Linked DNA regions of Mus musculus: regions 2, 3 and 4 are each linked to region 1. Evidence: chromatin loops called from intact Hi-C (ENCODE). Cell type or tissue: left cerebral cortex. All regions are shown on one strand.

Region 1 (5,000 bases):
TAGGCTTGGTCTTAATTTTTCAATTTATTTATTTATTTTTTAATTTTTAAGATTTATTTTTTTATGTGTATGAGTGTTTTGCCTGCATACATGCCTGTGTGCCATGTGTGTGCCTGATGCCCAAGGAGGGCATCAGATCCCTTGGAACTGGAGTCACAGGTCGTTGTTGGTGCCAGGAACTGAACCAGGGCAGCTGCAAGAGCAGCCAGTGTTCTAACTGCTGAGCCGTCTCTGCAGTCCATCCCTAATAACACCTGTTTTGTTTGTTTGTTTTGTGACTGAGTTTCTCTGTCATCCAGAGGACCAGGCTGGCCTCAAACTCAGAGATCCGCCTGCCTCTGTGGTGTGGGCCACCACCTCCCAGCTCTATAACAACCTTTAGATATGGTGTCCACGCACATTGTTCAGTGGCGTTTTGCTCGCTGCTCTGTGAGGATCCCTTGTTCCTTGCAGCAGCTGTAGGCTCAGAACTTAGCTGGTGTTCCACATCAGGCAGAGAAAGCTACCATTTTATACTCATAGCTCCTTCAGTGCCCGACCTGCTCACTCAGTGTTTCCTGGGGAGATGTGTGCAGCCACCACTTCACTGAAGACAGGGCACCGACCTCAGACCACAGAACTGATCCTATAGACTGAGCTCAGGCAACCTGTGAGTTCACTGAGTGTGGGTGACTTAGAGGCAGTTTGGGGTTTCCTGATGCCTGACTTAGTCCCCTCTCCCTACCATTATGAATCATGGGAGTTTCAGGAAGTCTGTGAGTCTCAGGGAGCCTTCCCTCAGGAGGAAGTGCCTCCATTGAGAGGACACTGCTAGACAGCCCCTGTGTCACCAATGCACAGAAGTGCTGAACGTATGCCATGTTTACCCCCAACAAACCCTACTTACAGACCAAGTGTCAGGGTAGACTTGGTCTCCCAAAGCCAGGATCCTGGTCCCCTGTTGAGGATCAGAGCTGACCAGGAAGTAGTCTGTGTTCCATGGCCTGCATCTACCTCCTCCCCATTTTTGGCTACAATGTCTCACTTGGCAGTCCAGCCTTGCCTGGAACTCATAGAAATCCCCCTGCCTCAGCTTCCTGGATGCTGGGATGACAGGTGTGTGCTACCATGCTTGGTTCTGGTGAAGCAGTTCTTGGTAGCCTGGTCTCCCCAGCTCAGGTCTCCCGAGGTTCACAGAGTTGCATCAGCCCCTTTTCAGGGCTCTGTGTCTGTGGGCAAGGCAGCTCTGCAGTAATTACTGTGGGAAGGGCTGAATGGCATGGCATGCTTAGCACTCACTAAGAGCAAGTCCTCAGGGAAGGGATGAGCAAGGGGTGTGTGTGAGCACAGTAATGCGTGTGTGCTCGTGTGTGCATGCCTGTGTGCACACACACATGTGCATGTGTATATGTGTTATGCACACACATATCCACATGTGTGCATGCATGTGTGTATGTGCACGTATATGTATGTGTGCGCATGTGTGTATGCATATGTGTGCATGAATGTGTGTGGGTGTGTTTGCATGTGTGTGGTCGCCTGTGTGTGCATCTGTGTGTACATCTGTGTGTATGTGGACTGTCACGGAGGTCTCCCCTGCAGCCCGAGGCCGAGAGCTCACTGGTCAGAGCTGCAGCATGGCTCCTGTCTCTCACTTCAGTGATGATTTGGGGATATGGTTGCGTCTCACCCAGAATCTCTGTAGCTTAAGTGATGTCATAGTGGGGCCACTGACCTGTCCCCTCTGCTGTGCATGGCGGTCACAAGGGTCTGAGTGGCCATTTCAGGCAGATCAAGTCTCCTTAAGGATGGGACAAATTGGCTTGGCCTCAGCCTTGGGATACCAGGATTAGCAAAGGGTGCACTTGGGTCCACATGGGTGTCAGGGAATGCTGGGTGCATGCCTGTCACCCCTGCACTCTGGAAGTGGAGTCAGTTGATCAGGAGTCCAGGGCCAAGTGTGGCTGAATGTCAGATAAATCCTTTGTCCATTTTTTGTTCTTTTTCTCTTGCAGGTGTCTAGCTGGAGCTTACCTTTGCCGAGCCATGGAGCCCACTGCACCAGACTTACAACTTGTGCCAGAGGTGACAAAGGCTGTCTCTGTATCTGCTCCAGACCCTGGCCCTTGTCGAACGGCTGTCATCGCAGTGGTGGGCATCAGCATGGCCATCGTGACCCTGGGAGTCCTTTCAGGTAAGTGGCAGGAAGAAGGCCTGGGTCCTCGGATGCAAAAGGACATCCCAAGTGTCAAAGGGCTGACCTTCCAGCCAGATCCAGCAGTGGCAAGGACAGGCTCTGGGGTCCAAGAATATGCTGGGTATGCAGGAAGTGTTTGCAATGACAAGAAGGAGCGGGTGGGCGGGCAGTCCTGTGGTCGAATGGGGAGGGAACAGATATGTCAGTTTTGACAGCTTAAGGCAGCAGGAGGGTCAGGCAGGACTACAGGGGTGTGGCTTAGGAGAGGCTGGGCTCATGCCTGTTAGCATGGTGATACAGTGATAATGGGTACAAACTGGGGAACTTGTGTGGAAAAAATTTAATTGGCCAGGCAGTTGTGGCATACACCCTTTGATCTCTGTGAGTTTGAGGCCAACCTGGTCTACAGATAAAGTCTAGGACAGCCAGAGCTGCACAGAGAAACCCTGTATTGATAAAAGATAACAGAATACATTGATAATTGTCCTACAGTCCCCAACTGTACTAATATGTATTAAGCTTTTCTGGACGGGCTAGGTTACTGCAGTCTGATGTGGCTGAATGCTGCCCCCTAGTGGCTGTGCCTGTCACGTGCAGTAGCATTCTCATCTCCCCTCGTGCTCTACCCCTTTGAGGGTTTCCTGTCAGTCCAAGTGGCACACAAACCTTTGCGATCATTTTTGAGGGATTTTCCTGGTTTTTGAGAAAGAGAAGGGTCTGACGTAGCCCGTGCTAGCCTCAAACTCTCACTGCTAAGGATAACTTTAAACTCATGGTCTCTGTCTCATTCTCCGAAGTGCTGGGACTAGAGATGTGCACCACCATGCCACCACCCAGGGCCAATGCCTGCAGGGAGTGCTCTACCCACTGAGCGATACAGCCCATTGGGATGATCCCTCTACCCATGAATCCACAAATCCATCCCGACGGATGGCTAAGACTCAGCACCCACACACTATCCGTTTGCTTCTGTTGTGTTATTTTGTTTTTTGTTGTTGTTGTTGGTGGTGGTTTTATTGTTTTGTTTTGTTTTGTTTTTTGTTTTTTTGAGACAGTTTCTCTGTGTAGCTCTGACTGTCCTGAAACTTGCTCTGTAGATCAGGCTAGCCTCCAACTCAGAGATCTGTGTACCTCTGCCCCCTAGGGGCTGGGATTAAAGGCGTGTACCACCACTGTCTGGCAGATTTTGTTTTTTAAATTTTATTTCTGGGGCTAAGAGATGGCTCAGAGGGTAAGATCACTGCACTTTCAGAGGTCTTGAGTTCAATTCCTAGCCCCCACATGATGGCTCAAACCTTCTATAATGCAGGAAGAATGCTGTATTCATAATACATAAGTAAATCTTTTTTTATTACGTATTTTCCTCAATTACATTTCCAATGCTATCCCAAAAGTCTCCCACACCCTCCCCCCCACTCCTCTATCCAATAAATCTTTTTTTAAAAAAATTTATTTCTGTGTATGAGCTTTTTACTTGCATGTATGCCTGTGCGGCGCATGCATGCAGTACCCACGGCCGCCGGCAGAGGGTGCAAGGCACACTGGACCTGCTATTATAGGCGGTTGTGAGCTATATTGGTGCTGGAACCAAGTCAGGCTCCAAATGCCTGAACTGTCTCTCCACCCCCTAATTTACTTGCTAAGGGTAAAAGGCTCTCGTGTTGCTCTTTTTTTTTTTTTGGTTTTCCGAGACAGGGTTTCTCTGTGTAACCCTGGCTGTCGGGAACTCACTCTGTAGACCAGTTTGGCCTCGAACTCAGAAATCCGCCTGCCTCTGCCTCCCAAGTGTTGGGATTAAAGGCGTGCGCCATCACTGCCCGGCCGTGTTGGTCTTAAATACCCTGACACCACAGTGTCCGTGTGGCAGCTTCCTGAGTGGAGGAAACTGAAGAGTCAGAAACTCCCTTTAGGAGAAGTGGTGGCACAGGCAGGGCCAGCTGGGGCGGGACGGTTGTAAAATCCAAGTCACCACAGCCTACAGAGCAAACCTGCTTCAAAAGAATGAAAAGAAGAGAGGCTGGGAGATGGCTCAGCCCCCACACAGGGACTACCTCGCCAGACACCAGGGTCTCCATCCCCACACAAGAAAAAGCCAGGTGCAGTAATGGATGCTTGTCATCTCAGAGTCAAGGACACAGGGGCTCCTCAGGTTCCCTGGCTGGTCCTAGTGGAATTGGTGCTGAATTGGTGAGCCGCTGTGTTCAATGAGAGACCCTGGCTCAAACACATGATGGAGAGAGAGGGAGAGGGGCCGGGGTGGGGTGGGGAGTCGATTTGATGACCTGACGTTCACATGTGTCACAAACTGTCAAAGAAGGCATGCCAGCCTGGAATGTGGCCTCTGGATAAATTGTACAAAGGTTCTGGTGTCTGCCAGCTTACTCTGTCCTCTGCAGGAGTCACTGCCCCATCCTAGGAAGGAGGTTGGGACACTGTAAGACCTCCTGAGGGACTGTGACCTGTGATGTCACTGACTCAAGTCAAGGAAGCTGACTTTGGGGACAGCCCATGTCACTTTATACTGTCTCTGGGAGTCCTCAGGACAGCCTTCAGCAGAGACTCAATGCTGCTCCACCTGGGGAGTCAGGTCCTGTGTGTATGGAGGCTCGGCAGGTGAGCCCCAAGCCCACAGTGGGGCTGTCTCACCAGGCACCCGTCTTGTCCGCAGCCTTCTTCTCCGCACAGGGCGCCCACGTGGAGCACATAGCAGAGCTACATGGGATCCGTTTCACCAGTTCTTTGCAGCAGGAGAACTCTGACTTCTACCGCCTACTCACGCATGCTCTGCAGACACTGGCAAGTACAGCTGGGGCCTGGAGGCAGG
Region 2 (5,000 bases), 130 kb before region 1:
GAGTTCCAGGACCGCCAGGGCTATACAGAGAAACCCTGTCTTGAATAAATAAATAAATAAATAAATAAATAAATAAATAAATAAGTACCAATAGGGGCTGGAGTAACTCCACAATGGTTATAAGAACCAGGACAGGGGGCTGGAGAGATGGCTCAGCAGTTAAGAGCACTGACTGCTCTTCTGAAGGACCTGAGTTCAAATCCCAACAACCACATGGTGGCTCACAACCATCTGTAATGAGATCTGGCGCCTTCTTCTGGAATGTCTGAAGACAGCTACAGTGTACTTACATATAATAAATAAATAAACCTTTAAAAAAAAAAAACAGGACAGCTTTTGCAGAAGAGTGAAGTTTGATCACCAATGCCAGCCAGAGCAGTAGACTCACAGCCTCATATTAACGCCAGTTCCAGGAAATTAAACTCCCTTTGCTGGCCTCCGTGAGGAATTACACACCATAGTGCACATAAAATCCCTGTGCTTGATGGCACTTGGCACGAGGATCCAGAGTCAATTTCCAGATCCCAGTGGAGGTTCACAACTGTGTGACTGCAATTCCAGGGGATCCAAGCCCTCTTCTGGCTTCCACAGCCAACAGGAGAACACGGAGATGTGGATATACGTGCCGGCAAAACACCTACACACAGAAAATTAAATAAATAAACAAATAAATAAAAGGTAAAAATTTTAAGTAGTATTTTATACATTTTAGCTAGGCAAAGGACCACTGAGGTCCCAGCCTGATTGACATACTGAGTTTCAGGGCACAGTGCTCAACAAAGAGACAGTGTCTCAGTCAGGTGAGCATGGGGGTGTGGTGGCTCAGGAGGCCAAGGCAAGAAGATCAGAGACTGCAACACACAACAGACAAAATAAGAAAGGCCAGGTGAAAACGTTAACCTGCCATCCACACTGAAGAGATGCAGACAGGAGGATCGGAAGCTTGGGTTTTATTTGGGCTGCAAGGTGAATTTAAGGCCAGCCTGAACTACATGAGACTAAATTAAGTCAGGTATGATGACCCGGGCCTGTCATCTGCCCTGGGAGGCAGAGGCAAGGGGTCTCAGTGGATTTGAGGCCAGCCTGGTACATAATAACTTAGGTCAGCCTCAGCTACATAGAGACACACTGTGGAATGCAGAGGGTATGCCCAGCAGTCAGTAGTCTTGGGTTCCACCCAAAGGAAGCAGAAACTTCTGGTTTCTGTGGAAAGTTAGTTATGTCAAATGATGGTTTGCTGGGGCTCACAGGTGAGGGGATGTTTTGCTATAGCAGACACATGAAAGAATGGATGATAAAGGAGTATAAATATGACCCCACAGCCAGTGGGGCTCAAGCATTGATTTGCTTTGCTCTGCCTTGCTATCCTTGGCTAATGACACACATGTCTTGGTTCACCTTACATTGAGTTGTTGAGCCCTGCTTGTGATGATACCAAGGAGAAACTTGCCAAAGAATTAATTTCTTTCTTTCTTTCTTTCTTTCTTTCTTTCTTTCTTTCTCTCTTTCTTTCTTTCTTTCTTCCTTGTTTTTTGTTTTTGTTTTTGTTTTTTGAGACAGGGTTTCTCTGTATAGCTCTGGCTGTCCTGGAACTCACTCTGTAAACCAGGTGGCCTCGAACTCAGAGATCTGCCTGCCTCTGCCTCCCAAGTGCTGGAATTAAAGGCGTGCACCACCACGCCTGGCTGCCAAAGAATTTCTTATGCGGTTCCTGCAGCTTCTTGCAGCTTCTGTGGCCTCATGCCGGTTGGGGAGCCTTACAGTTTCTTCTGGATTGAACTGGCCTTGCTGGTTCTTGTGTAATGCTGGTCGAGAAGACTGGGCTGCAGCTGCTGATTCACATTTGGTGTTTCGATAAGGGACTGGACTACTGATATTCTAACAAGATTGGACATGCCTCCAAAGAACTGTTTCTAAACAGTTCTCGATGAAGAGGCAGGGGAATAGTTCAGGCCAGCCTGGGCTACCTGACACACCAAAACAACAAACAAAGCCATTGGGGTTACTTGAAGGCAGAAGAGCTTTTAACAGACCAATCTCACAGCACTGGGACTTCAGGAAATAGCACATTCCTCAGTGTGGCCAGCAGAGGGCAGTGCTTACCAGGCACAGAGGTGCAGCAGCCTGAGCTGGTGGACCTGGTCAGAGATTCAAGACTGTGTTATTAATCACACGGAATACCTTCACTTATCCATAAGCAGTCCTTCCACCTCCCCATCAAAAATCTATGTACCCTGCCAGGTGTGGTGGCACACGCCTTTAATCCCAGCACTCAGGAGGCAGAGGCAGGTGGGTTTCTGAGTTCGAGGCCAGCCTGGTCTACAAAGTGAGTTCCAGGATAGCCAGGGCTTCACAAAGAAACCCTGTCTCGACCCCCCCCCAAAAAAAACTAAATAAATAAATAAATAAAATCTATGTACCCAATCTATCCATCCACCCACCCTACCACCCACCCGTTCACCACCCACTCATCCACCCACCCATCCACCCACTCAACAACATACTAATAATCTACTGTATTCCAACTTTAGCAATGAGCAAAGATCAAGGAGACATTTAGAGAAAGAAGAAAGTTCTGAGAAAAGCAGGCAGGCAGACATGGGAACAAAGAGTTCAGAGAGGCTCAGGAATGGTGACAAAACTCAGACTCAAGCTTGTCCAGGATGGACAAGGTCCTGGGTTCAAGTTCAAGCAGAAAACAAACAAAACCAGCTCAGCCTGTGAAGGAGCAATGAGGGAGTGAGGGGGTGTGCAAGCTGATGAGATACACTGGCTAGCAGGGGCCACAGGAGCCACGGCCTCACAGGAGCTTCTCTGTGGGTGGGAGGTACTCAGCAAGTTTCAGGTCAGCCAGAGCAGCATAGTGAGCCCCTGTCTCAAAGCAAGAAAAACAAAGGAATTCCTAGAGGAGGGCTCACTCTGAAGAGATGTCTCAGCAGTTACGAACATTTGAAGCTTTTCCAGAGGACAGAGATTCAATTCCCAGTACCCACATGGTGGTTCACAACCATATATAACTCCAGATCCAGGGGATCCAAGTCCTTCTGACCACCATGGGCCCCAGACACACACAGATGTACATGCAGATAGAACACACATGCACATAAAATGAATAAATCGAAAAGAGAAAATAAAAAGCAGGTTGAATGTAACCATCTTCCCATTTAAAAAGTCCCTGATGCCTCTCGCCCCTGGAGAAAAAAAACCCCTGAGGTCCTCTGGTGTTTCCCTGGCCCAGGAGCCCCTTTAAGAGGGCGGGTGAGAATGAAGGAAGCCTCCCACAGAGAGCGTCTGGAGCTCTCCTTGGTGCTGAAATTCCTTTGGTCTGGCCACTGAAAGCATCCATCCCTCCCACCCTCAAGGAACTTGCTAATTCCTGTTTCCTAAGGATTCTCAGCGACAGCCCAAGATTTGCTGTGCATACGTGTACAAGTGTCCATGTGTGAAGGTCAGAGTTCAACCTTGGATCTGGTTCCTCACATCACATCTAGCTCTTGAACTCGTGGGTCAGACTTGGCTGGCTGGCTGGCCCCAGGGATTCCAGGAATCCTCCTGTCTCTGCCTCCTTAACTCTGAGATCGATTAAAAGTGTGCGCCACTATTTCTGGGCCTGTTGTGGGTTCTGAAGATCAAAACTCTGGCCCTCAAGCCTGCATGGTGGCCACTTTACCACCTGAGCCATGTCCCTAGCTCTCTGGGATTTGATTATTTAAAAAAAAAATTAAAGAAAAATCAGGTGTAGTGAGTGTTGCATGCCATTAATCCCAGCACTCCGAAGCAGATCTCTGTAAATTCAGGGCCAGCCTGATTTATGTAGTGAGTTCCAGGACAGTATAGCCCTGGCTGTCCTGGAACTTACTTTGTAGACCAAGTTGGCCTCGAACTCAGAAATCTGCCTGCCTCTGCCTCCCGAGTGCTGGGATTAAAGGCGTTCACCACCACACCTGGCAAACAAATACTTTAAAACAACTCTTCATTACATTTATTTATTTATTTATTTATGGTGTGCATGCTTGCTTGTGTGCGTGTGGAGGTCAGTGGGCATTTCCCAGAAGTTGGTTCTCTCCTATCCATTGCCAGGGTCTCAGCATGCCAGCATTGCCATTGATCAGACTCCAGCATGCCAGCAGCAGCTCTGCCGAAAGCATCTCTGTAGCCTTGGTTGGTTTTGTTCTGAGTAGGTTACATCAACTTGAGACAGCTAGAATCATCTTGGAAGATAGAGCATCGACTGGGTAAAGGCCCTAACCAGACTGATCCCTGGGCCATTTTCTTGGCCGAGGTCCAGTAGAGTGAACTGGCCACGGGGGCAAGCCATTCTGCAGTCCTCCTCCATTGCCTATGCCCAAGGTCCTGCCTGCCTTCAGGTTCCAGGCCTGAATTCTCTTGGTGATGCGCTACACCTGCAGGATGAAATATTGCTTCCACTCCCAGCACCTTTGCTCAGGGTATTTCAGGGTGGATTTTTAGTATGTTTATTTGTTTGTTTGTTTTGCTCTTTGTTTTGGGGTTTTTGTTGTTGTTGTTGTTGTTGTTGTTGTTGTTGTTGTTGTTTCTCAAGACAGGGTTTCTCCGTGTAGCCCTGGCTGTCCTGGAACTCACTCTGTAGACCAGGCTGGCTTTGAACTCAGAAATCTGCCTGCCTCTGCTTCCCAAGTGCTGGGATTAAAGGTGTGTGCCACCACTGCCCGGCATTAGTTTTTTGTTTGTTTATTTTGTTTTGTTTTTTAAAGAATTATTTACTTTATATATGTGAGTACACTATAGCTGTCTTCAGACACCCCAGAAGAGGGCATCAGATCCCATTACAGATGGTTGTGAGCCACCATGTGGTTTCTGGGAATTGAACTGAGGACCTCTGGAAGAGCAGTCAGTGCTCTTAACTTCTGAGCCATCTACACACACACACACACACACACACACACACTTTTTTTTCAAGACAGAGTCTCTGTGTAGCCCTGGTAATCTTGGAGCTTGCTCTGTAGACTAGGCTGACCTTG
Region 3 (5,000 bases), 62 kb before region 1:
TTCTTTCTTTCTTTCTTTTTTGTTTTTTTTTTTTTGTTTGTTTGTTTTGTTTTTTGTTTTTTTTCAAGACAGGGTTTCTCTGTTTAGCCCTGGCTGTCCTGGAACTCACTTTGTAGACCAGGCTGACCTTGAACACAGAAATCTGCCTGCCTCTGCCTCCCAGGTGCTGGGATTAAAGGCATGTGCCACCACTGCCCGGCTCCAGTCCACTTTTTATATTTCTTATTTTATTGTTTTCCTTTTTACATTTTTTAACAATTTATTTATTTACTTTACATCCCAATATCAGCCTCCCTCTTCTTCCAGTGCCCCCTCACACAGAACATACCCCCATTTCTCCCTCCCTTTCTCCTTGAGAAGGGGGAGCCCCTCTCTAGGTGTCACCCCACACATCCCCATACCCTGAGACAGGGTTTCTCTGTGTAGTCCTGGCTGTCCTGGAACTCACTTTGTAGACCAGGCTGGCCTCGAACTCAAAAATCTGCCTGCCTCTGCCTCCCAAGTGCTGGCATTAAAGGCATGTGCCACCACCGACTGGCGACTTCTACTTTGGAAAGTCAGTTATGTCAAATGATGTTTTGCTGGGGCACACAGGAGACAAAGCGTCTTGCTAAAGTAGACATGGGAAGGAGTATTTTTCTGAAGCAGACACAGGTGAAAGGACATTTTGCTGTAGCAAACACATGAAAGGACCCATGATGAATAAGTACAAATATGACCCCACTGTATTGGTGAGGTTTTGGCTACACCACTTTGCGCTCCCAACAGATCTCACAGGCACCTGCTCAGGAGCTATCTCAGATCTCTGAATGGAAAACACACACACACAAACACACACACACACACACACACACACACACACACACACACGCCAGTTAATTTTAAAAAGCCTTGGCTAACTCAATGGTTGGGTACTTCTTTTTTTGTTTGTTTGTTTGTTTTTGTTTTTTGTTTTTGTTTTTTCGAGACAGGGTTTCTCTGTATAGCCCTGGCTGTCCTGGAACTCACTCTGTAGACCAGGCTGGCCTTGAACTCAGAAATCTGCCTGCCTCTGCCTCCCAAGTGCTGGGATTAAAGGCGTGCACCACCACGCCCAGCTGTTGGATACTTCTAAGCCTGCTACCCCTTGCCTAATTGGGGAAGTGGCTAGTGACCACTTACTTGAAGTCTCACATAGCTGGTTGGCTTTATCTCTGGTGCTTCCTCATAAAATTGGAAATAGTTCTACCTGAAGCCCCAGCTATTCCACTCCTGGGCTTATACCCAAAAGATGCCAGATACTGGAAACAACCTAAATGTCTCTCAACCAAAGAATGGATACAGAAAATGTGGTACATTTACACAATAGAATATTACTCAGCTATTATAAAGAAAGACATCATGAAATCTGCAGGCAAATGAATGGAACTAGAAAATATCATCCTGAGTGAGGTGACCCAGTCCCAAAAGCACATGCATAGTATGTAGTCACTGATAAGTGGATATTAGCCATTATATACAGGAACCATGTTACACTGTACAGACCCAAAGAAGCTAAAAAGGAGGGCCCGGGGGAGAACGCATGAAGTTCACTCAGAAGGGGAAATAAAATAGACATTAGTGGTGGATGGAAGGATGGAGGGGGCAAGGAGGGGTACGGGAAGGCGGTCAGATGTTGGGGGAGGGGAAGAGGGTTGGAAATTGATGGGGAGACACCTCTGGGACCAGCTAGAGGCCTGGGACAGGTGAGGTTACAGGAAGTCTATGGGGGTGACCCTAGCTGAGATTCCTACCAGAGGGGATATAGAGACTGAAGTGGCCACCTCCTGTTACCAGACAGTTTCCTTAACGTTTATTTATTTAGTGTAACTTCATGTGTACGTGCCCATGCTATAGAGTATCTGTGGAGGTCAGAGGATGGCTTGTAGGCTCTAGTTCCCTGGCTTATCCTTGCAGCCTGTGAATTCCAGGGACCCACCCACCTCAGGTCACTGAGCTTCCTGGGTACAGATGCTTGGCTACCAGCCAGCTAGATGACAGAGTCTTACTCCATAACTCTGGATGGCCTGGAATCAGGCTGGCCTTGAACCTGCAATGTTTGCCTCTCAAGCCAGATGACAGGCATTCACCTCATAGCCAGCATTTGTTTTTTGTGTGTTTTTTTTTCTGTTTTTCTTTTTGTTTGTTTGTTTGTTGTTTTGTTTTGTTTTGTTTTGTTTTTGAGACAGGGTTTCTCTGTATAGCCCTGGCTGGGAGTGCTGGGATTAAAGGGATTAAAGGTTTGCACTACCATGCCCGGCTTCAGCATTTGTTTTGAGACAGGGTCTCCTGTAGCACAGGCAGGTCTCATGTAGCTCACTATGTAGCTGAGGATAGCCTTGAACTCCTGACTCTTCTGCTTCCACCTCCCAAGAGGACAAATGACAGGTGTACACGACCACAACCAGCCCTGGGTCCTTAATGTTTTTGTCGAGGTCTTGGGCCGCAGGTTCCCTGAAGAAAATACTCGGGTGTCACATGGCACCCACAAGATTGTTTTTTGGTTTTGGTTTTTCTGAGACAGGGTTTCTCTGTGTAGCCCTGGCTGTCCAGGAATTCACTCTGTAGCCCAGGCTGGCCTTAAACACAAAAATTCTCTTGCCTCTGCCTCGGATTGCTGGTATTAAAAATATTTGCCACACCTGGATGCTTTTAATATTTTTAAGTTAAAACTTTTTGTTAGGGGGCTGGTGAGATGGCTCAGCAGTTAAGAGCACTGACTGCTCTTCCGAAGGTCCTGAGTTCAATTCCCAGCAACCACATGGTGCTTCACAATCATCCGTAAGGAGATCTGGTGCCCTCTTCTGGTGAGTCTGAAGACAGCTACAGTGTACTTACATATAATAAATTAAAAAAAAAAGAAGTATTAAAAAAAACCCTTTTTTTAAAACTGTGTGTGTGTGGTGGTGTTGTTGCTGCTGTTGCGGCTGTTGATGATGACGACGATGATGGTGATGACGATGACAGTGATGATGGTGATGACGATGACAGTGATGATGGTGATGACGATGACAGTGATGATGGTGATGCTTTTGGAGCCATTGCATCCCCTGGAGCTGGAGTTACCCGTGGTTGTGAACCAGCTGACGTGGATGCTGGGAACCAAGCTTGAGTCCTCTGCAAGGGTTTGGAAACAACTAAGAACAGAGCCAGCACTGTTGCCTGTGACTGGTGCATCCTATCCACTCCCCTCTAGGATAGGATGATTGTGGTTGGAACACAGATGAGGGCATCCTGACCAGTCCCAGAGAAGCAGGGCCTGAGTTCGAGGCCAGCCTGCTACAAATAAATAAGTAAATAAATAAATAAATAAATAAGTAAAAGCTAACCAAAATATAAGAAAACTGGAAAGATGGGATTCACGGGGCTGGGTTTGGTGAGGGAGGGACAACTCCAAGGCTGAACAAACACAAGCAACCATTGGTCCTCCACTCCCCCGCCCCTTCTCTCTCTCCACCCCACTCCTCTGTCTCCTCCTCGCTTCTCTGTCTCTTTTTTGTCCCATTATATAGACTGAGAAAAACAATACAAAATAAAATATTGTGAGTAGAGATAGTAGCGTTTACTGGAAAACACCTCCATGACTTAAGATCTGCCAGCTCCCTTTGGGTTCCTCAAAACTACCTCTGTCCTGTGTGGAGATACTCAGGCCTTCTCCCCATGCAAAGGCTGGGCTAGGCTTTATCTCTGAGCAGAGTCTGGGGTGGGTGGGGACAGTTGCAACAAGCCTTTGCACCTCCTGCCCGCCTTGCTGAGCCAGATCAAGTCCTTGAGGTACAATCTCTTCAGTCCTCTTGCCAGTCCAGGCATGAGCTCAGCCTTCCTTCCCCCTCTTAAGAATTGTTACTTTTTTATTTTTTGGTTTGGTTTTTGAAGCCTAGCACCACTCACTCTGTAGACCTTATCAGCCTGGAACTCAGGGATCTGCCTGGGTCCCCTTTAAAAATAGATTAAACACATGAGCTACCTCGACTTGCCTTTTTGTGTATCTCGTTTTCTTAGGTATTTTCAGACAGAATCTCACACTGTAGTTCAGGCAGGACTCCAACTTACAATAATCCTCCTGTCTCAGCTTGTGCTGCGATGCCTAATCTCAATTTACTTGTTTGTTTAAATGACATGTGTTTGTTTTGTGTGTGCTTGTTTGTAGACATCCAGGGGGAGCGGTTGAGAGGGGTCAAAGGACAATTTTGGCGTCAGTTTTTTCTTCTACCATGTGAGTCCCAGGTCAGCAGGCTTGGCAGCAAGCCCCTGTGCTTCTGCCCCTTGCTCTTTCTGCCCTGGTTCCAGTCTGTGGACACACTGACATAGTGACCCATCTCAGCAGGTCTGCAGACTGGATTCCAGGGGGCATGCTGGATCCTGGGTCAGTCCTAGCCTTTGGAATGCTGAGGCAGAAAGACAGTTTCAAGCCTGAGTGGGCTCTAAAGTAGACCATATTTTAAAACCTCAAATACAGGCTGGAAAGATGGCTTAATGGGTAGGGATGCTATCTACTAAGTCGGAAGACCAGAGTTCAATCCTCAAGACCCATCTGCAAAAAGCTCTGAACCTACTCATCTGAGCTTTCCTCTGACTTCCACACAGGTGTGGCATGGATGATGTATGCAGTAATTAAAAAGGCAAAGCAAAACTGTTTACCTGAGGTGCTTATTCAAATAGGAAAACATCTGAAGATTCAGGGATAATCCATGAGGATCAGGGTGGCCCTGTTTAGACTCTCCTAGTGAGGGGGCTGGGGGCGTGGTCAGGGGTAGAGCCCTTGCCTAGACTCCCCCAGTGAGGGGCTAGGGGCATGTAAACCCCCCAGGGACAGACTAAAGAATATGTTGTTAACTCCAAATTTTCTTTTCTTTTCTTTTCTCTTTTCTTTTCTTCTTCTTTTTTTTTTTTTTTGTTTGTTTGTTTGTTTTTCGAGACAGGGTTTCTCTGTATAGCCCTGGCTATCCTGGAACTCACTTTGTAGACCAGGCTGGCCTCGA
Region 4 (5,000 bases), 74 kb before region 1:
CTGAGCCCTATGAGACCATTGCTTTCAAGGTAGCGACCCTACAGGACAGAGAGAGCAGCTAAATTCAGCTGTCTGTGTATCCTAGCCCCTCCTTGGGGTGCTGCAGCCTCTGACTTTCTCCCTAGGTGCCAAGCCGGGAGATTGACAAGGCTGAGGGCAAGTTTTGGACCCACTGGAACAGAGAAACCAAGCAGGTGAGGTTCCACAGGCCTTGCGTGGGTACTCTCTCAGCGCTCCTCAGTGGCCCTGCCCCAGTCACTGACCCTCTCTCCTACAGTTTTTTCTTCAGTTCCACTTTAAGATGGAGAAGCCCCCAGCACCTCCCAGCCTCCCAGCAGGACCCCCAGGCGTCAAGCGGCCCCCGCCCCCACTCATGAATGGACTGCCTCCTCGCCCACCACTCCCTGATGCCTTGCCCCCACCTCCACCTGGTGGCCTGCCTCTCCCTCCTATGCCCCCCACTGGGCCTGCTCCCTCTGGGCCCCCTGGACCTCCCCAGATGCCCCCACCAGCTCCTGGGGTGCACCCCCCGGCCCCAGTAGTACACCCACCAACATCTGGAGTCCATCCCCCAGCTCCTGGGGTACACCCCCCAGCACCAGTGGTCCATCCACCAACATCTGGGGTCCATCCCCCAGCCCCTGGAGTGCACCCACCCACCCCTGGAGTGCACCCACCAGCCCCAGGAGTGCACCCACCAGCTCCAGGTGTCCACCCACCAGCTCCAGGGGTACACCCCCCAACTCCAGGGGTGCACCCACCAGCTCCAGGGGTGCACCCACCAGCTCCAGGGGTGCACCCACCAGCTCCAGGGGTACACCCTCCTCCATCAGCTGGAGTTCATCCTCAGGCTCCAGGGGTACACCCACCTGCTCCTGCAGTACACCCTCAAGCCCCTGGGGTACACCCCCCAGCCCCTGGGATCCACCCTCAGGCACCAGGGGTTCACCCTCAGCCGCCTCCTGGAGTCCACCCTGCTGCCCCGGGGGTCCACCCTCAGCCTCCAGGGGTTCACCCCTCAAATCCTGGGGTGCACCCTGCTCCTATGCCCCCCATGCTGAGGCCCCCACTCCCCTCAGATGGCCCTGGGAACATGCCTCCCCCTCCCCCAGGCAACTGAGCAGTCCCCCCACCAGCCTCTGTTGTCTGTGTGGTCTTTTCCCATTGCCAGTCCTTGGAAGGTTTTCTATTTGTCCTGCCTTGAGCCTATTAAACAGCCTCCCCCGTGTCTCCCTGTCTGCTGTGTGTTTGGTAGTGGGGAGGGTGGATACTGCTTGTCTCTGTTGAAGCTGTGGTGACCTGGGGCGTCCTCCAGGTGGGCTCCCCAGGGAGATGGGAGCTACTCAAGGACAGCTCAGGCCTCTGCAGTTATGGGCCCAGCTCTGAGGACAGAAAGCCCTTTGAGACAGTCGCCTCCCACCTGCTGGGCATGAAAAGTGCCAGGCACTGTCCCCCAAGGTCACCTTTGGTGTTGATAGGGGCGTCCCTCCCAAGCAAGCAATCTGGCTCAGCCATACATATAAGCAGGGCCACCCGGACCTTGCTGTACCACCATGCAGGGGCCACACCTCTCTCCACTGGTACTGCTGCTAGCGACTATGGGGGCTGTGTTACAGCCTGAGGCGGTTGAAAACCTGGCCACCAATACCAGGGGCCTCATCTTCCTTGAAGATGAGCTCTGGCCCCCCAGCAGCCCCCCTGAACCTTTGTGCCTGGTGACAGTGAGAGGAGAGGGGAACACAAGCAGAGCTTCCCTGAGGGTGGTGGGGGGTCTGAACAGCTATGAGTATGCCTTCCTGGAGGCTGTCCAGGAGTCTCGCTGGGGACCCCAAGACCTGGCCACCTTCGGAGTCTGCAGCACTGACTCCCAGGCTACCCTGCCTGCCCTGCAGCGCCTTGGGGCCTGGCTAGGGGAGACTGGAGAACAGCAGTTGCTAGTCCTACATCTGGCTGAAGGTACGTGATGGACTCTGTCTCAGCGCCCATGATGCCTTGGGACTGAGTGAGTTAGGGCAGAAGCTGGGGGAGGGGGGTTTGGGGGAGGGGGCCTCGCTGGATTGCTAGGCAGAACCTTATACACCCTTTCAGGAACTGTAGTGGGCAAGATGGCAGGACACACCCCAATGATCACACCTTCCAGACAGATGACAGCAGAGCTGCTGTGTCCTTACAAGCAAGGTCTCCACACCTTGGATCAGGGTCCCTCAGGCCTACATGGCCCCAGAAGATCTCCAGTGAAGAGTCCAGCTGAGGGAATTTCTGTAGGACAGATCTTGAGGGACTGAAGCTAATGGCCTCAGAGACTCAGTCAACCAATATTTGCCCACAGTGATATGGGAGCCCGAGCTCTTGCTGAAGTTCCAAGAGCCTCCACCTGGGGGAGCCAGCCGCTGGGAGCAGGCCCTGTTAGTGCTATACCCTGGACCAGGCCCCCAGGTCACAGTCACAGGGACTGGACTGCGGGGCACACAGGTACCAGAGACTGGCATGGGCCCATCCCCTAACAGCCTTCTGGTTGAGGTTGTGCCAAATGGAAGGGTTGGTGGGGTTAGGAGTACACCTGGGAGGCTATTCCCAGTATGGCAGGGGTGGTGCCTGTAGCCTGACCATCTTCCCCAGTCCTGCTGACAAGAGTCCCTGTGTCCACAGAACCTCTGCCCTACTCGGGACACCCGCTATTTGGTGCTAACCGTGGACTTCCCAGCGGGGGCCTGGAGCGGCTCGGGCCTCATCTTAACCCTTCAACCAAGCAGAGAAGGTAGGTCCTGGCAGAGGGGAGGGGACAGAGTGGAAGGAAGCTGCCCTTAACCCCAGCCCTCAGCCAGCACGTGCCCACCCTCTACAGGTGCCACCCTGAGCATCGATCAGCTGCAAGCCTTTCTATTTGGCTCTGATTCCCGCTGTTTCACGCGGATGACTCCCACCCTGGTGGTGCTGCCACCCGCCGAGCCGTCACCGCAGCCAGCACACGGCCAGCTGGACACCATGCCTTTCCCGCAGCCTGGGTGCGCACAGGGATGGAGGAGGAACTGGGACGTTGGAGGGGGTAGTTGGTCCACCATAGCCTCTTGTGCTCACAGCTGGCCCACTTCGTTCTATTCCAGACTGTCCCTGGAGCCTGAGGCCCTGCCACACAGCGCCGACCCCTTCCTAGAGACCCTCACTCGCTTGGTTCGTGCTCTGCGGGGACCTCTGACCCAGGCTTCGAACACGCAACTGGCCCTGGACCCTGGTGCGCTGGCCAGCTTCCCACAGGGCCTGGTCAACCTGTCAGACCCCGCAGCACTGGGACGCCTGCTCGACTGGGAGGAACCCCTATTACTGCTGCTGTCACCCGCTGCGGCCACGGAGAGGGAACCTATGCCGCTGCACGGCCCCGCTTCTGCTCCCTGGGCAGCGGGCCTGCAACGCAGGGTGGCAGTGGAGCTGCAGGCGGCAGCCTCAGAGCTGCGGGACCTCCCGGGTCTGCCACCCACAGCTCCCCCGCTGCTGGCGCGCCTGCTAGCGCTGTGTCCCAACGACTCCCGCAGCTCCGGGGACCCGCTGCGCGCGCTGCTGCTGCTAAAGGCGCTGCAGGGCTTACGTGCCGAGTGGCATGGGCGGGAAGGGCGTGGGAGAACGGGGCGCAGCGCGGGGACAGGGACAGACGGGCCTTGCGCGCTGCGCGAGCTGAGTGTAGATCTGCGCGCGGAGCGTTCAGTGCTCATCCCGGAGACCTACCAAGCCAACAACTGCCAAGGCGCCTGCGCGTGGCCGCAGTCTGACCGTAATCCGCGCTACGGGAACCACGTGGTGCTGCTGCTAAAAATGCAGGCTCGCGGGGCTGCCCTGGGCCGCCTGCCCTGCTGCGTGCCCACTGCCTACGCGGGCAAGCTGCTCATCAGCCTGTCCGAGGAGCGCATCAGCGCGCACCACGTGCCCAACATGGTAGCCACCGAGTGCGGCTGCCGGTGACGCCCGCCCTCCTCCTCCCCTCCCCCCCCCCCCCCGCCCCCAGTCAGCGCCCTAATAAAGATCAGCAAACACTCAGCTGGGGTATCTGTGGGTGGAGGAAACTCCTGTCAACCTCCCTTCTGGAATGCAAGGCCTGAGTCCTTCCCATCCAGCCCCTAACTCCCGTGTGTCCCTCTCACTTTTCTGATTTCAAAACAGGATCTGTGTAGCCCTGGTGGTCCTGGAACTCTAACTCACTCACTCTCACCCTCTCTCTCCTCTCTCTGCTCTCTCTTCTCTCTCTCTTCTCTCCTCTCTCGACCAGCTTGCCTCTGTCTCCCCAGTGCTAGGATTAAACTCCTGGACCCTGTCACTTTTTAATTAGTTAATTAATTTGTTATGTGTGGCGGGGAGAGATAGGTGTCTGGCCGGAAGGAAGTTAAAGCAGGAGAAATGCTTCAAGTCAGCCTGAAATTAAAGAGCAAAACTGTTTCAAAAACAGGGGAGCTGGAGAAATGGCTCAGCCCCAAAGGACACTTGCACACCCCAACATACACGCGCCCAGATCTTTAAAAGCAAAACAAACAGCCAAGTATAGCGGTGCACACCTGTCACCCCAGCACTCTGGAGGTGGACCCAAGAGGATCAGGACTTAAAGCCAGGCTTGGTTGCACAGGCTTACGCAGGCGCATAGGGTACAGATGGATTGCAGAAGGCAGAACTAAGTGGAGTTCATTCCGTGTGGGTCGCGAGATCGAACTCAGGCGGTCAGGCTTGGCAGCAAGCGCCTTTACCCATTTCACTATCTCACCGGCCCTATCCCCATCTCTGCGACCCTTAGGGTCCAGGCACAAAGGAGTAGATGATCTTGCTGTCACAACACGGCCTTTATTTGCTGGTGCTACAGGGAGAAGGGACACAGGATTCGCCCAGGGGACACAGGATCAGTCACGCCCCTTCCCTCGCTTCTGTCTGGGCCGGTCATCACGGTCATGCCTTCGCCGGGGAGCCCAGGCCTGCAGCTTCCCATGCTCGAGGAGGTCCCTGGAGTCCCGTCCCCATGGCCG

The links. Peaks named below come from ENCODE experiments on the same cell type or tissue, not always from the same donor. Only the 100,000 strongest peaks of a DNase experiment are listed, where the experiment ranks them.
Region 2: a loop joins it to region 1, with 6 times the contacts of the local background. A loop is called at or near these places in 28 of 42 quality-filtered maps.
Region 3: a loop joins it to region 1, with 4 times the contacts of the local background. A loop is called at or near these places in 30 of 42 quality-filtered maps.
Region 4: a loop joins it to region 1, with 2.6 times the contacts of the local background. A loop is called at or near these places in 7 of 42 quality-filtered maps.

The regions. Positions count from the first base shown.
Region 1 is chr10:80,877,791-80,882,790 of GRCm38, forward strand. Tmprss9 (transmembrane protease, serine 9) reads left to right here and starts at 2,026. Exons shown (of 18, transcript NM_001081688.2): 1 at 2,026-2,173; 2 at 4,845-4,972. The coding sequence starts at 2,026. In left cerebral cortex, CTCF peaks have their summits at 2,749 (motif pointing left) and 3,696 (motif pointing right); DNase peaks (open chromatin) are centred at 2,750 and 3,712.
Region 2 is chr10:80,745,511-80,750,510 of GRCm38, forward strand. No RefSeq gene overlaps it. Among named protein-coding and RNA genes, the nearest start is that of Ap3d1, 5.7 kb to the left of the region's middle. In left cerebral cortex, a CTCF peak has its summit at 2,083 (motif pointing right); DNase peaks (open chromatin) are centred at 2,090 and 3,321.
Region 3 is chr10:80,815,354-80,820,353 of GRCm38, forward strand. No RefSeq gene overlaps it. Among named protein-coding and RNA genes, the nearest start is that of Jsrp1, 4.4 kb to the left of the region's middle. In left cerebral cortex, a CTCF peak has its summit at 2,832 (motif pointing left); no DNase peak of the experiment used is centred here.
Region 4 is chr10:80,803,695-80,808,694 of GRCm38, forward strand. It overlaps Sf3a2 (splicing factor 3a, subunit 2), which reads left to right. Exons shown (of 9, transcript NM_013651.4): 7 at 1-29; 8 at 126-194; 9 at 278-1,228. The coding sequence ends at 1,120. Amh (anti-Mullerian hormone) reads left to right here and starts at 1,546. Exons shown (of 5, transcript NM_007445.3): 1 at 1,546-1,956; 2 at 2,330-2,472; 3 at 2,650-2,758; 4 at 2,846-3,005; 5 at 3,105-3,985. The coding sequence starts at 1,554. The coding sequence ends at 3,954. It overlaps Jsrp1 (junctional sarcoplasmic reticulum protein 1), which reads right to left. Exons shown (of 7, transcript NM_028001.3): 7 at 4,802-5,000. The coding sequence ends at 4,878. RefSeq lists a promoter at 1,368-1,588. In left cerebral cortex, a CTCF peak has its summit at 2,376 (motif pointing right); DNase peaks (open chromatin) are centred at 2,386, 2,745, 3,715 and 4,611; H3K4me3 peaks cover 1,491 bases; H3K27ac peaks cover 2,454 bases.